Regions from separate parts of the Homo sapiens genome. Here region 1 is linked to region 2. The links are chromatin loops, found by intact Hi-C in ENCODE. Cell type or tissue: heart left ventricle. All regions are shown on one strand. Each heading gives the region's core, and the rest is flanking DNA. Links, peaks and the distances in the headings are about the cores only. Region 1 holds the start of UC.134 (long non-coding RNA uc.134). Region 2 overlaps RSRC1 (arginine and serine rich coiled-coil 1).

The links. Peaks named below come from ENCODE experiments on the same cell type or tissue, not always from the same donor. Only the 100,000 strongest peaks of a DNase experiment are listed, where the experiment ranks them.
Region 1: it touches region 2 in a loop (2.5-fold over the local background); 11 of 110 quality-filtered maps call a loop at or near these places.

Annotation. Positions count from the first base shown.
Region 1 is chr3:158,518,872-158,529,503 of GRCh38, forward strand. The region is part of intron 7 of RSRC1 (arginine and serine rich coiled-coil 1); the gene reads left to right. UC.134 (long non-coding RNA uc.134) reads left to right here and starts at 7,837. Exons shown (of 1, transcript NR_148407.1): 1 at 7,837-9,703. In heart left ventricle, for the core only: no CTCF peak of the experiment used is centred there; no DNase peak of the experiment used is centred there.
Region 2 is chr3:158,430,550-158,441,181 of GRCh38, forward strand. The region is part of intron 6 of RSRC1 (arginine and serine rich coiled-coil 1); the gene reads left to right. Among named protein-coding and RNA genes, the nearest start is that of UC.134, 91 kb to the right of the region's middle. In heart left ventricle, for the core only: CTCF peaks have their summits at 4,083 and 4,283; no DNase peak of the experiment used is centred there.

The DNA.
Region 1 (10,632 bases), core at 1,602-9,601, 89 kb after region 2:
GTTGTTTACAGGAACTCAGTCTTTTTCTTTTCTATCTCAGGTGAATTTATCATTTTTCACTAGTGTGAATATGTATACTTATTACTTCCAAATTTTTATCTGAAGTACAGGCTCTCTCTTCCGAACTCCAGACTTGAAGACTTTTTTTTTGTTTTAACATATAGTCATCTCAAAGTTATCATCTTCAAAACTGAACTCAACTACACCCATTCAGGTCTTTCTCGTTGTAATGAATGAACCATCATTTATCTGGTTGCTTGATCCAGAAAGTTGGAAATCAGCCTTTATTTTCATAATTCTTTTACCTTCCACAAATTTTTGTTAATTCTACATCCCAAATATCTTTATCTCCTGTGCTAACCCTGGTCTGGGTGTTCACCATTTCTTGCCCGGACTTCTGTAATAGCCTCACAAGTAACTGGTTTCTTTACTCTCTTACATTAGAGTGACCAGCGGTTTCTCTACTCTCTCGTATTAGAGAGTGACCAGTGTTTTCTTTACTATCTCTTGTGCTAGAAAGGGACCAGTGGCTAGTTCAGACTGAGTGCTCTGGGAAGGTCTCCCTAAGGAGCTGACATTTAAGCTAAAATCTGAATAACAAGGAGGGACTTGCCACCCAAAGAGCATTCTAGATGGAGGAAACACCTTCTGTAAAGATTATAAGCTAAAAAATAAATTTCAAATGCTTAAGAACCCTGAAGAAGGCCAGTTTGGCAAGGGGTAGAGATTTGGTTAAAGAGTTTAGCAGGAGCCAGATTATACCAGCCTTCGTAAGTAAGAGCATAAAATGTAAACTTTATTCTAAATGAGTTAAGAGGCCAATTAAAAGTGATGCTTTGAATTTAAGGGGTGAGAGAGAAGAATTGAAGATGTGGCATATGAGTCTAAAGTTTGGGAAAGATGTTAAGGCTAGAGCTAAAGATTTGAGGGTCACCAGCCTACAAATGGTGTTTATAACTATATGTTACCTAGAGAGAGAATATAGATAAAGAAGAGAAAGGAGCCTACATTGAGCCTTGGAGTACTCTAATGTTAGAGGTGCCAGTAGAGAAAAATGAGGAATTGTGACCAGTGAGGAAAAGGAAAACCAGAAGTGTATGATGTCATGGAAGCCAAATGAAAAAAAAGTTTCAGGAATGAAGAAGTGGTCACTTCTGTTGAATGACGGACTGGAGAAGAAATAGAAATAGAATCCTTCTATTAAGGTCAGCCTTGAGTAGTTTCAAGGACAGTCAAAGGTAGTTTTTAAATACTCTCTAGAAATTCTTATGAGAGGTAAACAAGTATCTTCCACTTTTCCAAATTTAATTTGGAAAATTAAATTGGCCCATTCTATTTTGTAGCAGAATTTCAGAGTGGTTGATAACCTTTTGGACAAGATCAGGTTTTCTTAAAGCTTACAGCTTCACAGTGTCTCTGACTAGACAGACACAAAGAAATAAATATGTTCTCCTAGCAATCAGCACATGGAGGAACAATTAAACTTGTCTTATTTAGAAGAATCCTTCTTGTAGTCATCACTTTTGAACAGACTATTTGCAGTCAGAGATTATTTAAGGTAGTACTTGGCTTTTTGAATGTGTTTACTATAGAAGACTTTGAGAAATGGGCAGCAAAGAGACACTGAAAATTATCTTTTAAATCCATTTCCTGAGTATTTGGGTCAAATGACTTTCTGATGTGTTGGACAGTAATTGATTCCAGGGAATTGTTTTTACTGTCTGCCTAATCACTGTCTTATTGCTTCTGGAATATTGACCTCCTATGTCCATCTGGCTGACAGGATCAAGCCCTGAGTCAGCCTGTAAAAACTCTTCTTGAAATGTTTCAAATTAATTGTGGATTTGCAGTGGTTTCATTTTCAAAGGTTTATGTTTATTGCTAACATTGTTATGTGATAGTTTTGTGATTATTAAATGAGTTTAAGTAGACCTAGAAGTGTGTTATGCATGTCTATGTATGTGGGTATATATAAAATTTTTATTTATAATCAGTCTTAGTCTTCATGGGTTGGAATTTTATTCCCATATTTTTTGCTTGGATTGAAATGGCATGCTTATCTAACATAACTAGAATTCCCTGGTTATTCCCTGGTTATGTAGTTACAGATACTACAAACTGGTAAACATACCTAAGAGGTTTGCAGATTTCTCCATCTGTATGGATTAATACATTTTCTGCCCAAATTTTGAGACATAACAGAATGATTGCCACTACCATCTCTCCATTCCCGAAGATCACATATTTTTAGAAGACTAGTCACCTATTGGTGGTAGTTAATGTTATGACTCCATAAGAATTAAAATAAGTGAAATATTAATAGATTGCTTAGAAATTATGTTGTTATGGTTAGAGATTATGCCCTAGAGCCACTGTCATCCCACGCTAGTCACCAGCAGATCTCCATGTGAAGTTCAAGACTGTTGTACATGTTCTATTTGTTGTCTCTTTACTCTCCTTCCTTCTACTGCCCACATCTTCGGAACCCCTTGTCCTGCCTTATCCCCAGGGTTTAGCACCCACACAATCCTGATCTTTCCATTAGTTCCTCATCCTCTGGATTTTTCATTTGTCCAAGTTTTTCAATGTTGCAGGGCCCTGTTTTCTTCTATGAAATAACAAACTCACCTCTGCTGAAATGCCACCTCTGCCCAGAGATCATATTTGCACTTTAGTATACACCATATCTTTACTCAAAAAAAGGATGTAAATTTAATGGGAAGACTTGCCTAAGATTATATCATTAGTTGTGAAGCTAGAACTTAGAGCACTAATATTCACAGTCACTTACTTCACTTGTAAATAGAGCTGGAGTTGCCTTATTATATTGCAATTTTATGACTTAAAGCATTGTATTTGTCATGAAAAAACACTTAGTAAAAACAAATTAATGGTTAATAATAATATTGTTCCTATAGCTGATTTCCTTCAAAGGTGCTGAGGAATGGGCTAAAATATATAATCTCACTTCCCATTTGTTAATTCCTTTATTTATTTGTTTATGCTATGCTTCCTATATCTGAATGGCTCTATATATGTCTCAGTTTAATCTAGCAAATGTGGGGACTAGAATGATTTGCTTTATTGATATGATAATGTATTAGAATTACATTAAAATATAGAAACTTTTCTCTGTTTTTATAAAGGGTAGGATCGTTATTGATTGAGATTTCCAGCTGAAAAGTTTGCTACTCTTTTTTTTCTTGAAGTAGAATTTTTTAAATGAAATAATTAAGCTGTCTCACCAGAATATTTTAATTGAAAAAATTAGCTTTGCATAGAATTCATAGGTCTTATTATCATATAATTTTCATAACATTGTGAAGATTTCAGTCTTCTCCAAAATAAGCAGCAATAAATAATAATCATATATATTCCTTGATACAGCTTGGCCAACTGTATTTCAACATACAAAAACACACAAGGCCTACTTTACTTTTTTTTTCTCCCCTTTGAGACAGGTTTCACTCTGTCATCCTGGCTAGAATGCAGTGGCACAATCACGGCTCACTGCAGCCTTGAATTCCTGGGCTCAAGTGATTCTTCCACCACAGCCTTCCAAACACTAAGATTACAGGCATGAGCCGCTGCATCCAGCTGTACCCTACTTTCATGATAAAGATAATATGGCATTTAGGGCTTGTCTTGATTAAAAGCCAAGAATATTATTTGCATTTCTTTGAAAGAAAAAGCTGAATTGAGGATAAAGTAGCGTCAAAATGACGACCAAATGGAAAGGAGATTATAATTGCAGATTTCAGAACACAGTTTAGTATACTTATGTATATTACTTCTTAAATAATGGTTTGAGGAGTGCAGATTATTCATCCATTTGATTTGAGATCTCTCCATGCTTCATTTTTTTTCCCTGGACAGTTAGAATTTTCCCTCATGGTTCAGACTCTTAAATATATATGCTCACCCTAAGTTCTTTAAAGTCCCTGAAAAGTTGCCTTCTCTATTAGTCATTCATTCTTTATTCTCCTTTTTGATTTTTCTGTCATCAGTGACACCTGAATACATTTTCCAGCCTACACTCATTGACCAAAAAAGAAAAAACTTGGCATCAACATTGTTTTTAGTCATTTAGACCATTATGTCCTTATGTGGCAACTACTTTATAAAGTAACATGAACATGACTCAACTTTTGGCTCTAAAATCAGAAGAAATAAAGATTTGCAATAGCAGTATCTATTTGTGAGCAATAACATTTTTATAAATTGATCCATTTCCAGACACTATTTTTAAAGTTGGTTTAAGTGATAGGCATTTTTTAAGTGTTGTACCTAGCAAACTATGAAAAGTCTCTTATTAATCATTTGTATTTCAACTTATTTCTGAACTTAAATCTTATTATATATAATACTTTGCATCCTAATGCTAAATCTCAACATAAAGTAGTAGGAGCAGAGTTTCTACTCAGAATCAGTTTTACATGAAATGAAAACAACCTTGAATAATTAAAGCAATTTTTAAAAAGAAAAGTTAGATGTCTATACTCCCTGTTTTAAGACTTACTGTATAAAATTACAGTAATCAAGACTATATATTACTATAGGGATAGACATATGAGGGAACTTTTAAAAGTTCATGGAAATTGAATTAAAAGATAAAAAATATAAACCTTATCTCTCAATGGAAGCTCCATCAAGGTCTAGACACTTTTGTAAGCAATGATACCAGCCATTTAGTTCAACCCTAAAACACTGAGGGTCCTAGGAATTTAACTATGTTAATGAAGTCTTTTTTACATTATTAACTGAAGACGAATGGGTGCCTTTTAAGATTTTTTATGATTAGGAAACAAAAAGAAGTCAGAAGGAGCCAAATCAGGGCAGTAATGTGGATGCCTAATGATTTCCCATCAAAACTCTCACAAAATTGCCCATGTTTGATGAGAGGAATGAGCAGGAGCATGGTCATAGTGGGGAAGGACTCTCTGGTGAAGCTTTCCCAGACATTTTCCTGCTAAAGCTTTGGCCAATTTTCTTAAAGTATTCTCAATAAGTATTGTTCTTTGGCCCTCCAGAAAGCTAACAAGAAAATGCCTTGAGCATCCCAAAAACGTGTTGCCATGACCTTTGCTCTTCACCAGTCTGCTTTTGATTAGACTGGACCACTTCCTCCTGGTTGCCATTGCTTTGATTGTGCTTTGTCTTCAGCATCATACTGGCAAAGCCATGTTTCACCTCTGTTACAATTCTTTGAAGAATTTCATCTCACCTGTTAGTAATTTTCATTGAAATCTCTGCTCTTGTCTGCAGCTCATCTGGGCACAACATTTTTGGCACCCATCAATTGGAAAGTTTGCTTAACTTTAATTTTTCAGTCAGAATTACATAAGCTAAACCAATTGAATTGTGGTTTAGGCTGTGGTGTTGGCTATTTGTGTTGTTAATTATCAGTCCTCTTCAATTAGGGCACAATTAAGATGAATTTTTTCCTTGCGAATTTATGTGCCTGGTCTGCTGCTGCAGGCTTCACCTTCAATATCATCTCATCCCTTCTTAAAACGATTTGTAAGCTGCTGATTTCTTTGGGGCATTGTCCACATAAACTTATCATAAGGCATCAATGATTTCACCATTCTTTCACCCAAGCTTCATTATAAATTTAATGTTTGTTCTTGCTTCAATCTTTGCAGAATTCATATTCTGATAAGGATTCTTTTCAAACTGATGTCTTACCCTTCTTAGTCCCTCAAACTAGATCCTGTTCAGACATGTTATGACGAGTTAATTCAAGTTTATTTTGGTGCAGACAAAATTGAAATCCATACCGTTTTTCTATAATGTACATTTTCCATGAACTTTTTAAGACCCCTTATATAGAACAATGGAGCAGGGTAGAGAGACCTTGCTCAACCCTCATGTATATGATCAATTAATTTTCAACAAAACTACCAAGGCAATTCAATTGGGAAAGGAAAGTCTTTCAACAAATGCGACTGAAAAAACTGGATATTCTTACTGAGGAAAAGAAACATTGACCCTTACCTCACATCATACATAAGAATTAGCTTTAGTTTCACAGCAGAAAAATGCGGGACCCATAAGAATTAGCTTGAAATGTATTATAAACCTAATTATAAAAGCTAAAACTATAGAACTTCTAGAAGAAAATTTTTGCAGCCTTGAGTATGCAAAGATTTTTTGGATAAGACACAAAAAGCACAAACCATTTTTTAAAATGATAGATTATACTTCCTTAAACTTAAAAAGTTTTATTCTTTGAAAGATACCATTAAGAAACAAAAAGGCAAGTCATAGAATGGAAGCAAATATTAGCAATATGTATTAACAAAGGACTTCAATTCCGTATATATAAAGAACTCATAACTCAATAAGACAAACAACCAATTAAACAATGAAGAAAAGATTTCAACAGATCATTCAGAAAAGAAAGGATGGCCAATAATCTTATGAAGAAAATGCTGAATATCATTAGTCATCAGAGAAATGCAAATTAAAACAGCAGTGAAATACATTACACCAATTAGAATGGCTGTGAGTTAAAAATCTGATAACGCCAACTGTTGATGAAGATGTAGAGCACCAGTACTCTTCTACACTGCTGTTGGGAACATAAAATGGTATAACCACTTTGGAAATCAGTTTGGCAGTGTCTTACAAAGTTAAACATATGTCTACCATACAACCCAACTATTTCAGTACTAGGGCAGTATTTACTATCCAAGAGAAATAAAAACATGTTCACACAAAGAGTTGTACATGAATGTTATAGCAACCTTATTCTCAAAAGCCAGAACCTGGAAACAACCCAAATGTTCATCTGCAGGTGAATAGATTTTAAAAATTGCAGATATTCATATAATAGAATTCTACTAGCATTACCACAGATGTACCCAACAACATGGATTTATCTCAGAAACGTTATGCTGAGTGAAAGACATCAGATATAAAAGAGTATGCAATTTATATGGAAGTCTAGAAAATGCAGACTAATCTAAAGTGGCAGGAAGCAGATCTGTGGTTGTCTGGGGGTCAGGGTAGAGATAGAAATTGACTACAGAGAGACACAAGAAAATTCTTGGTAACAATGGACATGTTCTATATATTGATTGTTGTAGTGGTAACACAGAATTAACATGTACCAAAACTCACCAAATTGTATGCTTTGATAGGCACAGTTATAGATAAATTATACTTCAGTAAAGCTAATATTGTAAGTGCAATTTGAAGTATTTGGTGGTTTCTTTAAACCTTATGATTTTATATGATGCACTTCATTATTGATATAGCAAAATACTCTGCTTTTAGAAAAGAGAAATTAACATCATCTCACATCTTCTACCATCCTCCCTACCCCACCTCTGTTTAAAGGATCAAAGTTGTACATAAAATTGATAAAATAAGCACGTAAAATCATAACTATTAATCATGTAAGGTTATCAAAGATTGAAAGGCTACAGAGCAGCCTAGTGCAATGGGAAGCGTAGAGGATGTTTGAAGTACTAAGACTTGGTTTCATATCCAAAATCTAGCTCTAATAGTATATCTTAAACTTAGAAATGAGTATATTACGTATTACCAAAAATTAGGATCAAGTGAAACATGCTAAGGCACTTGCAAACACAACAAATCCCTGTTCCTACCCACTGTATAGTCAGATCTTAACTGCTTGCAGATAAAAGTTCTAAATAAGAATTAGTTTGATTTGCCAATGAACTCTGAGAGAGCAACTGGAAATCTCAACCAGAAATCTCCAACACCTAGCCTAGCACCTGGCATAAATACATGTTAACTAAATTAATTTCCTATTTCTGAACCCCAGTGTTTTTATTGGCTCTGTTCAGAGAAATTAAGGCACATGGGGCCATAGACTATTTTCTCTAAGCTTATGAGCCGAAACATAATATGCTTACAAGAAGAGACATTAGAACTCATAACTTTATACTGACTAATGTTCAAATACAATTATGTTAGGTATCCATTTGCTTCTGACATCACAAAAGAACAGATCACAAAAGACTTGGACTTAAGCTGTCTGCTTTTCCTTGCATAATAAGTCCCCTGGTTCAGGGAATCCAGTCATTATAGAATTTAGCCTAACTGCTTCTAATCCATGTAGGACTTTTTATTAAAGATGAAAACTAGTAAAGAATTAACCATGAGAGGAAATAAAAGATTAATTCAAGTCAGTCATCACCGTATCTATATCTTAAGAAGTTAATAGTTCAAAATCTTTTTTTTTTTTTTTTTTTTTTTACTGGTAGAAGACTTCTGAATATACTCGCCGCTTCTGAATATACTCCCAGCCCCATGGTGTTAGGGGTAGGTTGCAACTATGTAACTCCAAGCTGACTGGGCTGGCACCAACATCATCAGCACTGCTAACATCTTCCAGCAAGTTTTAGTTCATTAATCTTAATGCCATACATGTACCCTTTCTCTAGCTAGTGGGTGGCCAGACATAAAAACTTGCAAACAGAGGCAAAGACATTAATGGGATGATGCAAGAAGAGAGTTGGAGATTTTTTTTTAAATCTCCTTTGCACATAGGAGTGACCCTAATCAATGCTTTTTGGTGAATATAAGCAGAATACATCTTGTTGCCTTCTCTAGAATAGAGAACTAAGTAGATATGTTGCCTCTGGGTTCAATATTTATTTCTGGAAACTCTTTTCATTTTACTACCATCCTCTAATAAACCAATACATCCACTTTGTAAAATATAAGACTCTGGAGTTATTATATGTGCTTATAAAAACACACCTTTAGATAAGTGGTTTTTCCAATCTTCTGATACTCCTCATTTCCTTCTCATTGATTTTCAAGTTTCAACACAATTTTTTAAAAATAAGGATTTAAACATGAGACAGTAAACCTGGGTAAAGAACTAAGGGGTTTTGAAATTCAAAGTTATTATTTCTGTTTTTAGTAGCTGTTCCACCCTTGCAAATATGTATAATAATTAGCCACAATTAATATTCCTCTTTTCCCTAATTCATTATAAAAAGTATAACTTCTATACAATAATGCATTACATTTTTATCATGAGAAATCATAACAATATCTTTATATTTGAACCTGAACTTCAATATGAATTTGTGAGATTTTTTATATTAATGTGTGTATTTTGTAATGTATGTGGTATGTGTATATATATGTTTATTTTAGACACATTTGACTACATTTATATATTCATAGAGATTTACATAGAGGCATTAAAAAAACAGGCATAGTCAGTCATGGATGTTCATTATATATAAAGGTTATTGGGGATGCAAAGATATAAAAGATAGAAGAACCTAGTAATTGCCTTTAAGATCAGAGCACAAAGCATTAGTTTGGATTTTACAAGGCCAGCCAGCAACAAAAGAGCAGTAATTTATGAGCTCAGCGTAAAAGAATAGCATAATTGCATTAAAAATTAATGCTAATGAACACTAAAATGGGGAAGGTGGTTATGATGAAAGTTTGTATTCATCTTTCCTGGTTTGAATGATGGCTAGTGGCTTGATTAATGGCTTAATTTCTATCAATTAGCGGGGAAAAATCTCCTGCGAGACAAGGGTAAATTGAGCATTGAATTACATATCTTGCTTTTGTGTGCTAAGAAAAAAGAGCTGCGTATCTCTGATATTAGCCACAGTGACAAATGTGGTGTGCCCTGCGATGTCTGCATTAGCTCTCCTGACAGGCGAGTTGTGTGTGGTTATGGGGTGTTTAGAGATGGCTGGCAGACAGCATTCACTGCAAGTTCCTTAGAAACATACAACTCTTCCATCTACAGAATTTTAATTAGAGTCGATAAGGATTCTAGAATTAAAATGGACAGCAAACAGCAACTGCAGAATCTGTATTCTGACCTATTAATCTGGTATACATCAAATTATATTCCTTTTTCCTACCCTATTAAAATAAGAAAACTTCCAGTAGCTTTAGTTTTGTTGGGATTATGAATTCTTACCACTCTATTAAAGTGGATTTGACTATCAATGTTGATTACATTTGCAATAAGCATAAGGCAGTAGTCTATATTTTGGGACTATGTAGTGGTTGTTGGTTTAACCAAATTCATGGAAACCATTCTTGTTTTTTGTAACAATTGCTGAACAGTAAATAAAGAGCAGCTTAAAGTGACAATTTCCTACTTAGGTTGTTTGCAGGCTTAAGGGAAAAAAATGCTAGGTTTTTAGAAACTTTTTAAATTCATTTACAAAGGTTTTCTAGATGTGATATATATATATATCCCTTTAAAAATTTCAAATGTGAAAGATTCTGAAAATGCACATCTGTAATCTAGTTCAAGATAATGCCAGAAGAGTAAGATATTATATAAAATATATATATTTTATGTATATATGTATGTGTGTGTGTATATATATATATATATATATCCTACAAATAAAGCTACACTGTATTTTACTGAATGAGTAAGCATTAAAATGCAGAATAAGGACAATATCAAGAATATTTATTACTTATTATAAATGGATGGAGTGGGGAAAAAATAAATTGTTGCTTGGCAGGAGTGGGTAAAGAATTCATTTGACTGGAAGATGACTAGTCACAATTCAGGGGTTGAATCCCAGTTGTACCACCAACTAGCCATGTGGCTGTCACCAAGTTATTTATTAGCCTCAGTTTCTCATCTTTACAATGAGG
Region 2 (10,632 bases), core at 1,017-9,016:
CTAAGAGAAAGAAAATTCTGCGTATGTTTAACAAGTATTTCTTGAAATTCTACTGCTTACCTGTTGCTAGGCAATAGGGAAATACAGATATGAATAAGATACCCTCTTCATTCTCAAAGGACTCACAGTGGGAAGACAAACTACAAATAAACTCTTTTCTGTACCACACTATGAGCATATTGAGATCATGTTTCATTCACTATTATAACTGTATTACCTACCACAGTACCTGGTACAGTATATAGTATGTGCTTAACCAATATTTTTTGAATTAACAAGATGTAAAATATCACATCCAGTGTGGACTGAAGAGGAATTGTTAACCTGAAAAGGTTAGGAAAACTCTTTGTTGCTATTTTGGTGGTATCAAAAAATGGTTCTATAGTCAAGTAAGTTTGAGAGTCACCATATTTTATTTCCCTTTTAAAGAGTCACAAGACACATTAGCATATTGTAGATTCTGATGAGTTGTACAGTAAAGAAATAGCTTAATTTTGTCCAACTAAGTATTTTCCAAATATATTTGACCACAAAACCCTTTTAGCACCTCATTGTGTGGAACAGTTTGGGAAATACTGGTACAGCTATTTCCTGAAGCTAATCTTTAATAATTGTTTTACATTGCTAGAACACTGTGGTTTTGATAATAGCATTTAAAATCTTGATGTCATCAGCTTGGTATTCTGAGTAAATGTTTAAATAACTTAAAGATAAATCTCCACAAAATTAGATCTAACAAGGAACCTCTGTAATCTCCATCTTAACAGCTAACATAAATTTTCTATTCCAAATAATAAAAGGCAGCACACTCAAAGAACAAAGCATTTGAAACAACCCAGATTTTCTTTTTTTGAAAAAATTAATGGTAGATTTTAAAATGAAAATAAGTTATTTAGAAAGTTTTCTTTTCATTTATTCTGCCTATTTTTAAAATTAGACTAAGTTTCTCTATTAACTTTACCACAATACACTGCTTATAATGAAGACGTGTAGTACTAAAAAAAGTGGTGGCAATGAAAATTTCAAATAGAATATTTTTTATTTAATTGGTCCTATATTAAATCCTTTTGAGTTATTTCATTTTGTGGTATGTTGCTTAACAAGATTTCACATTAAATAAATATTTAAATATTGTGAATTTTAAATACCTCTTTGGGGAGAAATTCTGGTCATTCCTAATGTAGGTAAAATAGGATTTTCTAAATTGTTTAATACTGAGAATGTTGATTTTTAGGCATTAATTTCCCCTTATACATTTGTGTTATAACTTAAGTAAATTGTTTTGCCTCTGAAATATATCTTAGATGACCAAAAATAACATCACAAAACATGTTTGTTATATACTTAATTGTTTTGACCATAGAATTAATTTTAAAGTCAAAAGGGGCATTGCTTTTTCATCATTTCCAGTTCAGAATATTCAGCATGTCACAGATGTTCATGAATAATGTCCATTTAAAACTGTTGGCAAAGAGTGCTGGTGAGTTGGCTAGATGAATTAAATGTTGGGGGGATCTGACAGGCAGCACGCTGCTTTGTGATCATTCCAAAGTTCTAATAATCTCCCTCACCTTCTCTGCCTGCCACTAATGAAAGAGAATAGGTGATTGCACCTCCGGCTATGTTCTGCGCCTAATGACTCCTCCAAAGGCAGATTTATGAAGAAAAAATTAACTTTGAATGAGGATTGAATTGGCCCTGACAGTCTGATAGACTGTGACACAGATTCTGTGGCAAAACAGACGTAGCTCTAATTGATTATCAATATTTTAAGCAAAGTGATGAAAATAAGCATTAAGTGATGAGAAAGGCAGTCTTAATACAGTAGGCAGTAACCAGGACATAAGAGAGTCTATGGGGAGTTTTGCACTGATTGCTATTACTGAATTTTATCTGTCGATTTTTACCTTTGCTTCCTGGCAGCCATTGTCCCTCCTTGGTGTACTATTTTTTTTCCTCAAAAATCTATGACTAGAATGTTAATCTCACTGATAACACTGACAAAGCTATCTGCAGTCTCTTCCTCTGGAGAAGTTTGTTTAATATTTAACTCATTTTGAATTGAGGTTAGCTTTCGTAGTTTTGAAAGAACTGAGACTTTTTATGAAGATTTTAGATTAACAAATTTCATTCACATACTGTTTCTAAATTTAGTACTATCCATGAAATATAAACTAGCCTAAAATATTGCATATTGCATGTCACATATTTCTCATAATATCAGGCATTATATCCTTTACATAATTTGTAGCATTGACATCATTTGTAGCCTTCATCTTATGAATAAAATGAAGACATTTATCTAGAAATACTATATATATATACACACACAGAGTGAGTCTATGTATATATACTATAGTTACTTACAAAATATATTTTCAAACTAACAACAGAAATTCAACTTAGATAATTATATGTTCATGTGATGCTTCGTAAGTTAATTTAATAACACTTGAAATTGTTATATACCTTTTTCCTTATAAGTTATATTTAGTCCTCTATATTAAAACAGAGAAAAAAGATCACTTAAAAAATCAGTAGCAATTTCATTCAGTGTTAAAATTGATGAGCCAAGAACATACTATATAACATCACGTAATGCTGTGCTTGCTTACTATTAAATAGGTTTTAGATAAATTAGCTTATTTAACACAGAAACTATACGTATTTTTTCTTGTGGCAAAATACTCTGAATTATTAGTCATCAGTATTTATATTGTTTTGTGAAATTAATTTCAGCCAGAAATTGTGCAATTATTGAAAACTTGAAATTCTCCAGGTTACTTTGGAGAAAGTGAGTCATTTTTATTTTTCCAAAGGTCTCCCCAAGTAAGTTATTAGAGGCAAAAATAAGGTAATACAGAGATGCTACAGTACAATGCTTCTCAATCTTTCTCATGTCATGAAATGCAAAAGGATATATTTCGTTGGTACACCAGGTTAAACTGGTGAGGCTGCTCTTGGCCAAAGGCTACTGCTCTCAAACTCCAGCCACCTCAGACCCTGCCTGGTTGTCTGGAGGGCTGAGAGGATGATATTTTAGCACACATATTACTTAGTAGTAGCTAAATAGTTGGGAAGCTCTGAGTGTATTGCAGATAGAGAACTACATTTATAAAGCCCAGATTGAATAATAATGGTTTGAAAGTTAAATCTATCTAAAATCTGTCCAAATATCTAAAAACAATTCTAAAAATCATCCTATCTAGAAAGAGAAGAACAAATATATCTCTAGACATAATTTTTGTTAGATGGATTGCTGATCTTAATTGTATTTTCCACTTAATGTTGGTTGTAATATCTGCTAAGATTATTCAAATTTTAATCTTTGTTTTGACCCCTATTAAAGCAGAATATATATTTAAACTTTATTCTCTGAAAAATGTTAAATAAAATAAAGTTATCTCTTGGCAGAATAATATTGTCACTCATTCTTAGAGAGTCTAGAATGATTTTTTGAAACTCCAAAGACGTTAAAACTAATCAAATCCAGCTCTTAGTTGACTATTTAAGAAATAGCAGCTCAGATCACAATTAGATCACTGCTATGCTAAAACTAAAATCCAGTTTTCCCGATTCCGAGGCCATTCCCTTTCAGCTCTACTCTGTGATGTTTAAAAATCTTCATATGAGAACTTCCAAAATGTTATAAATTATAAAATTCACATATTCTTTTATAGCTGTAAGAAGTAATTTGCTAGCAATTTTCACTTATACATTAGGTGATGCTTTTAGGTAGGGTTTCAGTAAGGTAATGTCAATTTTTCTAATTCTTTATTTACAGTGTCTTCCCAAAAAAGCCTGACATTTTCTGTTTTAGTGTTCAAAATATCCAGTGAAAAAAAATGGAAAGCTATTCATCGTGCTGAAGTTTACTTTGTGCTAAAAATTATTTTATTATAAAGGAATTATATTCTAGTAAAAATAGATTAAGAAACATTCTAGTTTGGATAAGAATTCTACAAACACCGATATTGGGTACTTTGTCCTCTGTCATTCCATTTGTTAACATTCCAACAGACAGAAGAAGCAGACAGATACATTATTCTTTTTGCGCCACCTAGCGAAACTCGGGTGCTGTATATTTACCACACTATACCCAACTTGCAATGTGTGTTACACTTAGCTCCTGCTCATTACACCTGTAAGAAATTCACAAAAGAAAAAAAGAAAGCTCTAACCCCACTAACATTGACTTTTCATCATATTTTGGTAAATTTTTGAAGACTGAAATATTATTAGTAAAAATATGAATACTTATGCTCAATTCTGAAGGCATTGCCTTGAACAAAAGACATCACATGGGGGTAAAGTTTTTAATTATGCTCTTCCAGTTGTAAATACAAGATTTTACCAAATGAAAGTACATTCTGGAGTAACATTCAAAGTACTGAAAAGAGATGGGATGAAATTAGATTGAAGACTGTACAAAATATTTTAAGGATCTCAAACTCATTAAGTGTTTTTTATTTAATGAGGTTTTCTTTTATCATAAATCAAAAATATTGGTAAAATAACTTGTGCCACACTTATGCTTTGAAATGAAAATAGTAATGTTGTGTAATGCTAGACTGACTGATTTGTAGTTTGAAAGAACACTGTGTTAAAGCTTCTATTTATCTATTTTTTTAAAATTTGTGTTTCAAGTGTTTGAAGTGAAATCTCTTGCATTTTTTTTAATTAATACTACACAAGCATTCTGCTGCTTAACTTGTAGGTCTTAATTTTTAATAATATTAAATTTCAAGGTCATGCTTTCAGAATGCTGACACAAGATAAAATAATACTATTGTCAGTGTCATTGTTTTATGTTGATGTAATAAAAAGTACCTAATGTAAAAAAATAGAAAAAATAATTTATCCAGTAGGAGAAAATTGTTCCTTATGTATCTAAATTTGTTGTGTATGAGGAAATATAGGACTTGTGGTGGCTGTAACTATAGTTCTGAAGATTTTTATTTGATTTGACATATGATTACTCTGAAAATTCATAAGATTTACTGCTCTTAAATATGTGCTATAAAGATATAGATATAAATATATGTGCTATAAAGATAAAGATATATAATTTAAAGGTATATATTTACTTTCACTTTGAAAGTATATATTTCTAATTTTTAATATTGAATTATACCCTAAATGAATTTTTTAGTAAGGGAAGACTTTACGCTTAGAAAATTGTAGATAAGCATGTTTATACATGAGTGCAGATATATAAAACGTACATCTTCTAGTTAAAACATACATCTTTTAACTAGAAGATGAGGTTTTAACTTCTTTTAACTAGAAGATGTGTGTTTTATATATCCACACATATATCTTAAAAAGAGAAGTTTTGAGGAGTTATGCCAGATTTTATATCTGAATATTAATATTCATATGGCTAGAATGGAATGTACTAATTAATGTAATTTTTTGAGACACTGATAAATCTCAGAATGTCCTTTCTTGTCTTAAATGTTTCTAAAACATTTAAGTAACATGAACAGAATTAAATCTTTAATGTATTAACATTCCTCAGAGTCATCATTTTGTGAGTTAATTTTTACTTTAGTTCAATAAACATTTATCGAGGAGCTAATGAGCCATGTCTGATATGACACTATGCTAAAATCAGTAAGATATCGGACCTCAAGTAGTTGGCAGTCTAGTGGGGAAGAAAGACACTTGTTCAATTGGCTATAGTAGAAAAATACAGTTTTCTCAGACCTAAGAGGAGGAATTAATGTGGACTGAGATAATAGGGCAATGCATCATGGAGCAACAATTAGTGTTGTTGAATATTATGAGTGTAGATAAAGCAAGTATGAACTACAGAGCTAAATTTGTAGTTGTGACACAGCATCTCCAGAAACTTTAAAAATATATATATATATCTTCTCAAATTATAAAGTGAAAAAGATTCAGCAGTAGTCTGCTTAAAAGTACATGTGCCCACACGTGCATGCATGCACACATACATATATACACACCAGATTCTATACAATTTCTCGGAAATATTGGAGAAACCACTTTACATATACTTAGTACATATTTCCCTAAATGAAATTTTGTTGTAAGAAAAGGATTCATTACTAGAAATTTGTACATTGATTTTTTAAGTGTACAAATTATATCATAAATAGAACAGACACATGCATTTTAAACAATAATTACTATATTTAAAAGCTAATATCTATAAAGGTATATAGATAATATTGTATATTTTATATAAATACAATATGCTACCCTGGGCTATAATACTATTGTGAGTGGTTGGCATATATGAACTCATTCAACTTTTACAATAACCCTGTGGCTTATGATGGAAGTATTATTATCAATACAATTTCAGATGAGTTAACTAAGACACAGAGAGATTAAGATACTTGTTGCAGATCTCATAGCTAGTAATGGATAGAGCCAGGATTCAAACCGAGACAGTCTGGCTTCAGAATCCATTCTTTAAATATCTCTGCTATAATACCTCATAGTAATTCATTTTATGGCTAGATTAATAGATAATTCTATAGAAGAGGCCATATTGAAGAAACGTCTTCCAATTCTTTTTATAGATGTACACACACACAAAAAAAAAAACCTTTGGATGGGGATCTGAAGAATATACTATCCTACCAAATTCCCGGGGTAGTGTGTTATATGTAACCAGAAATCAGTATAAATAAGTAATATTTTGCTATTTGCTATTTTGATGGAATAAGTGTTTTCACCTATTATAGCTTATTTTCTCACAAGTATTTTATTTCCTTTTCTAAAATTGAAAATGGTTTAATAATGGTTAATTTAGTAAGCACACATTGGCACTGGGCTGAGTTTTGAGGAGGCAAATGTGAATAAGAAACAAATATGTTAAATAAATGGTTACAGTATAACTGGCAAACCGAATCCAGCAGCACCTCAAAAAGCTTATTGACCATGATCAAGTCAGCTTCATCCCTGGGATGCAAGGCTGGTTCAACATATGCAAATCAATAAACGGAATCCATCACATAAACAGAACCAGTGACAAAAACCACATAATTATCTCCATAGTGCAGAAAAGGCCTTCAATAAAATTCAACAGCTCTTCATGCTAAACACTCTCAGTACACTAGGTATTGATGGAACATATCTCAAAATAAAATAATAAGAGCTATTTATGACAAACTCACAGCCAATATCATACTGAACGGGCAAAAACTGGAAGCATTCCCTTTGAAAGCCAGCACAAGACAAGGATGCCCTCTCTCACCACTCCTACTCAACATAGTGTTGGAAGTGCTGGCCAGGGCAATCAGGCAAAAGAAAGAAATAAAGGGTATTCAATTAGAAAAAGAGGAAGTCAAATTGTCCCTGTTTACAGATGACATGACTGTATATTTAGAAAACTCCATCATCTCAGCCCAAAATCTCCTTCAGCTGATAAACAACTTCAGCAAAGTCTCAGGATACAAAATCAATGTGCGAAAATCACAAGCATTCCTATACACCAGTAACAGACAAACAGAGAGCCAAATCATGAGTGAACTCCCATTCACAATTGCTACAAAGAGAATAAAATACCTAGGAATCCAACTTACAAGGGATGTGAAGGACCTCTTCAAGGAGAACTACAAACCACTGCTCAAGGAAATAAGAGAGGACACAAACCAGTGGAAGAATATTTCATGCTCATGGATAGAAAGAATCAATGTCATGAAAATGGCCACACTGTCCAAGGTAATTTATAGATACAATGCCATCCCCATCAAGCTGCCAATGACTTTCTTCACAGAATTGGAAAAAACTACTTTAGAGTTCATATGGAACCAAAAAGGAAACCACATAGCCAAGACAATCCTAAGCAAAAAGAACAAAGCTGGAGGTATCATGCTACCTGACTTCAAACTATAATACAAGGCTACAGTAACCAAAACAGCGTGATACTGGTACCAAAACAGATATATAGACCAATAGAACAGAACAGAGGCCACAGAAATAACACCACACATCTACAACCATCTGATCTTTGACAAACCTGACAAAAACAAGCAATGGGGAAAGGATTCCCTATTTAATAAATGGTGCTGGGAAAACTGGCTAGCCATATGTAGAAAGCTGAAACTGGATCACTTCCTTACACCATATACAAAAATTAATTCAAGATGGATTAAAGACCTAAATGTTAGACCTAAAACCATAAAAACCCTAGAAGAAAACCTAGGCATTACCATTCAGGACATAGGCATGGGCAAGGACTTCATGTCTAAAACAGCAAAAGCAATGGCAACAAAAGCCAGAATTGACAAATGGGATCTAATTAAACTAAAGAGCTTCTGCACAGCAAAAGAAACTACTATCGGAGTGACAGGCAACCTACAGAATAGGAAAATTTTTTGCAATCTACTCATCTGACAAAGGGCTAATATCCAGAATCTACAATGAACTCCAACAAATTTATAAGAAAAAAACAACCCCATCAAAAAGTGGGCGAAGGATATGAAGAGGCACTTCTCAAAAGAAGACATTTATGCAGCCAAAAGACACATGAAAAAATGCTCATCATCACTGGCCATCAGAGAAATGCAAATCAAAACCACAATGAGATACCATCTCACACCAGTTAGAATGGCGATCATTAAAAAGTCAGGAAACAACAGGTGCTGGAGAGGATGTGGAGAAATAGGAACACTTTTACACTGTTGGTGGGAGTGTAAATTAGTTCAACCATTGTGGAAGACAGTGTGGCAATTCCTCAAGGATCTAGAACTAGAAATACCATTTGACCCAGCAATCCCATTACTAGGTATCTACCCAAAGGACTATAAATCATGCTGCTATAAAGACACATGCACACATGTGTTTATTGCGGCACTATTCACAATAGCAAAGACTTGGAACCAACCCAAATGTCCATCAATGATAGACTGGATAAAGAAAATATGGCACATATACACCATGGAATACTATGCAGCCATAAAAAAGGAGGAGTTCATGTCCTTTGTAGGGACATGGATGAAGCTGGAAACCATCATTCTCAGGAAACTATCGCAAGGACAGAAAACCAAACACCTGATGTTCTCACTTATAGGTGGGAGTTGAACAATGAGAACACATGGACACAGGACGGGGAACATCACACACTGGGGCCTGTTGTGGGGTGGGGGGCTAGGAGAGGGATAGCATTAGGAGAAATACCTGATGTAAATGTTGAGTTGATGGGTGCAGCAAACCAACATGGCACATGTATACCTATGTAACAAACCTGCACGTTGTGCACATGTACCCTAGAACTTGAAGTACAATAAAAATTTAAAAATAATAAAAAAAGGTTACAGTGTGATAGGACTACTGCCAAAGTGCATGTACGACAAGAGCAACTAGCTCTGTCTAGAGTTAAGAAGAGAGACTCAAAAATTGTAGTATTTCAAGAGTAAGTAATGCCTTCCAAACCTAGAGCACAAAAAAGGCAAGGGGAGGGAGAGCACTGGGACAAATACCTAATGCATGCGGTGCTTAAAATCTGGATGATGGGTTGATAGGTGCAGCAAACTACCATGGCACGTGTATACCTATGTAACAAACCTGCACGTTCTACTCATGTGTCCCAGAACTTAAAATAAAATTTTTTAAAAAGGCACATAATTGTGAAAGAGTGTGGTATATGTAGCAAGTTGGAAAAAGTTCTTCGTGTTTGAAGTGTAAAGGATATGAGATGAAGTGGCAGACTGGGAAAAATGAGTGAGAACCACTTGGTGAAGGATCTCGTAGGTCATGCTAAGGAAAATGAGATTTTCTGATTGTTCTTAGAGAGCCCTTTCTTGGAAAGATGATTGCTTCTAATGAACCTGCATTGCACAGATGATGCTGTTCCAAGTCAATACCTCTGAGAAAAGTAGTCTAAATTTCTTTGCTTAGTTTTCAGTCTCCAGGGGATCTTTGGACAAGATAAAGAAGTAGTTCAGGCATACCTTTCCCAAACGAACCAAAATTATTGAAAATTTAAATTATTGAAATTTACATTTTAATTAAGCTGTTATCTATAAATCTCCCAATTTCTGCTTAAAAGTACATTTGCCCACACATGCACGTGTGCACACACACACAAATCCACACCAGATTCTATAGCATGTTTCAGAAATATTAGAGAAACCAGTTGGGCGCAGTGGCTCATGCCTGTAATTCCAGCACTTTGGGAGGCTGAGGTGGGTGGATCACCTGAGGTCAGGAGTTTGAAACCAACCTGACGAACATGGTGAAACCCCATCTCTAATAAATATACAAAATTAGCTGGGTGTGGTGGCGCTGCCTGTAATCCCAGCTACTTGGGAGGCCGAGGTAGGAGAATTGCTTGAACCCAGGAGGCAGAGCTTGCAGAGACCCGAGATCACCCCATTGCATTCCAGCCTGGGCAACATGAGCAAAACTCCATCTCATAAGAAAAAAAATGAAAGAAAATAAATATTAGAGAAATCACTTTCAGGTGTTTGAAGTGAAATCTCTTGCATGGTTTTATGTTTTTATTAATCGTACATAAGCATTCAGCTGCTTAACTTATAGGTCTTAATTTTTAATAATGTTATTAAATGGCCCAAAAAGAATAATGTATCTGTCTGCTTCTCCTACAGTCTGTTGGAATGTTAACAAATGGAATGATAGGACAATTTCTATGAT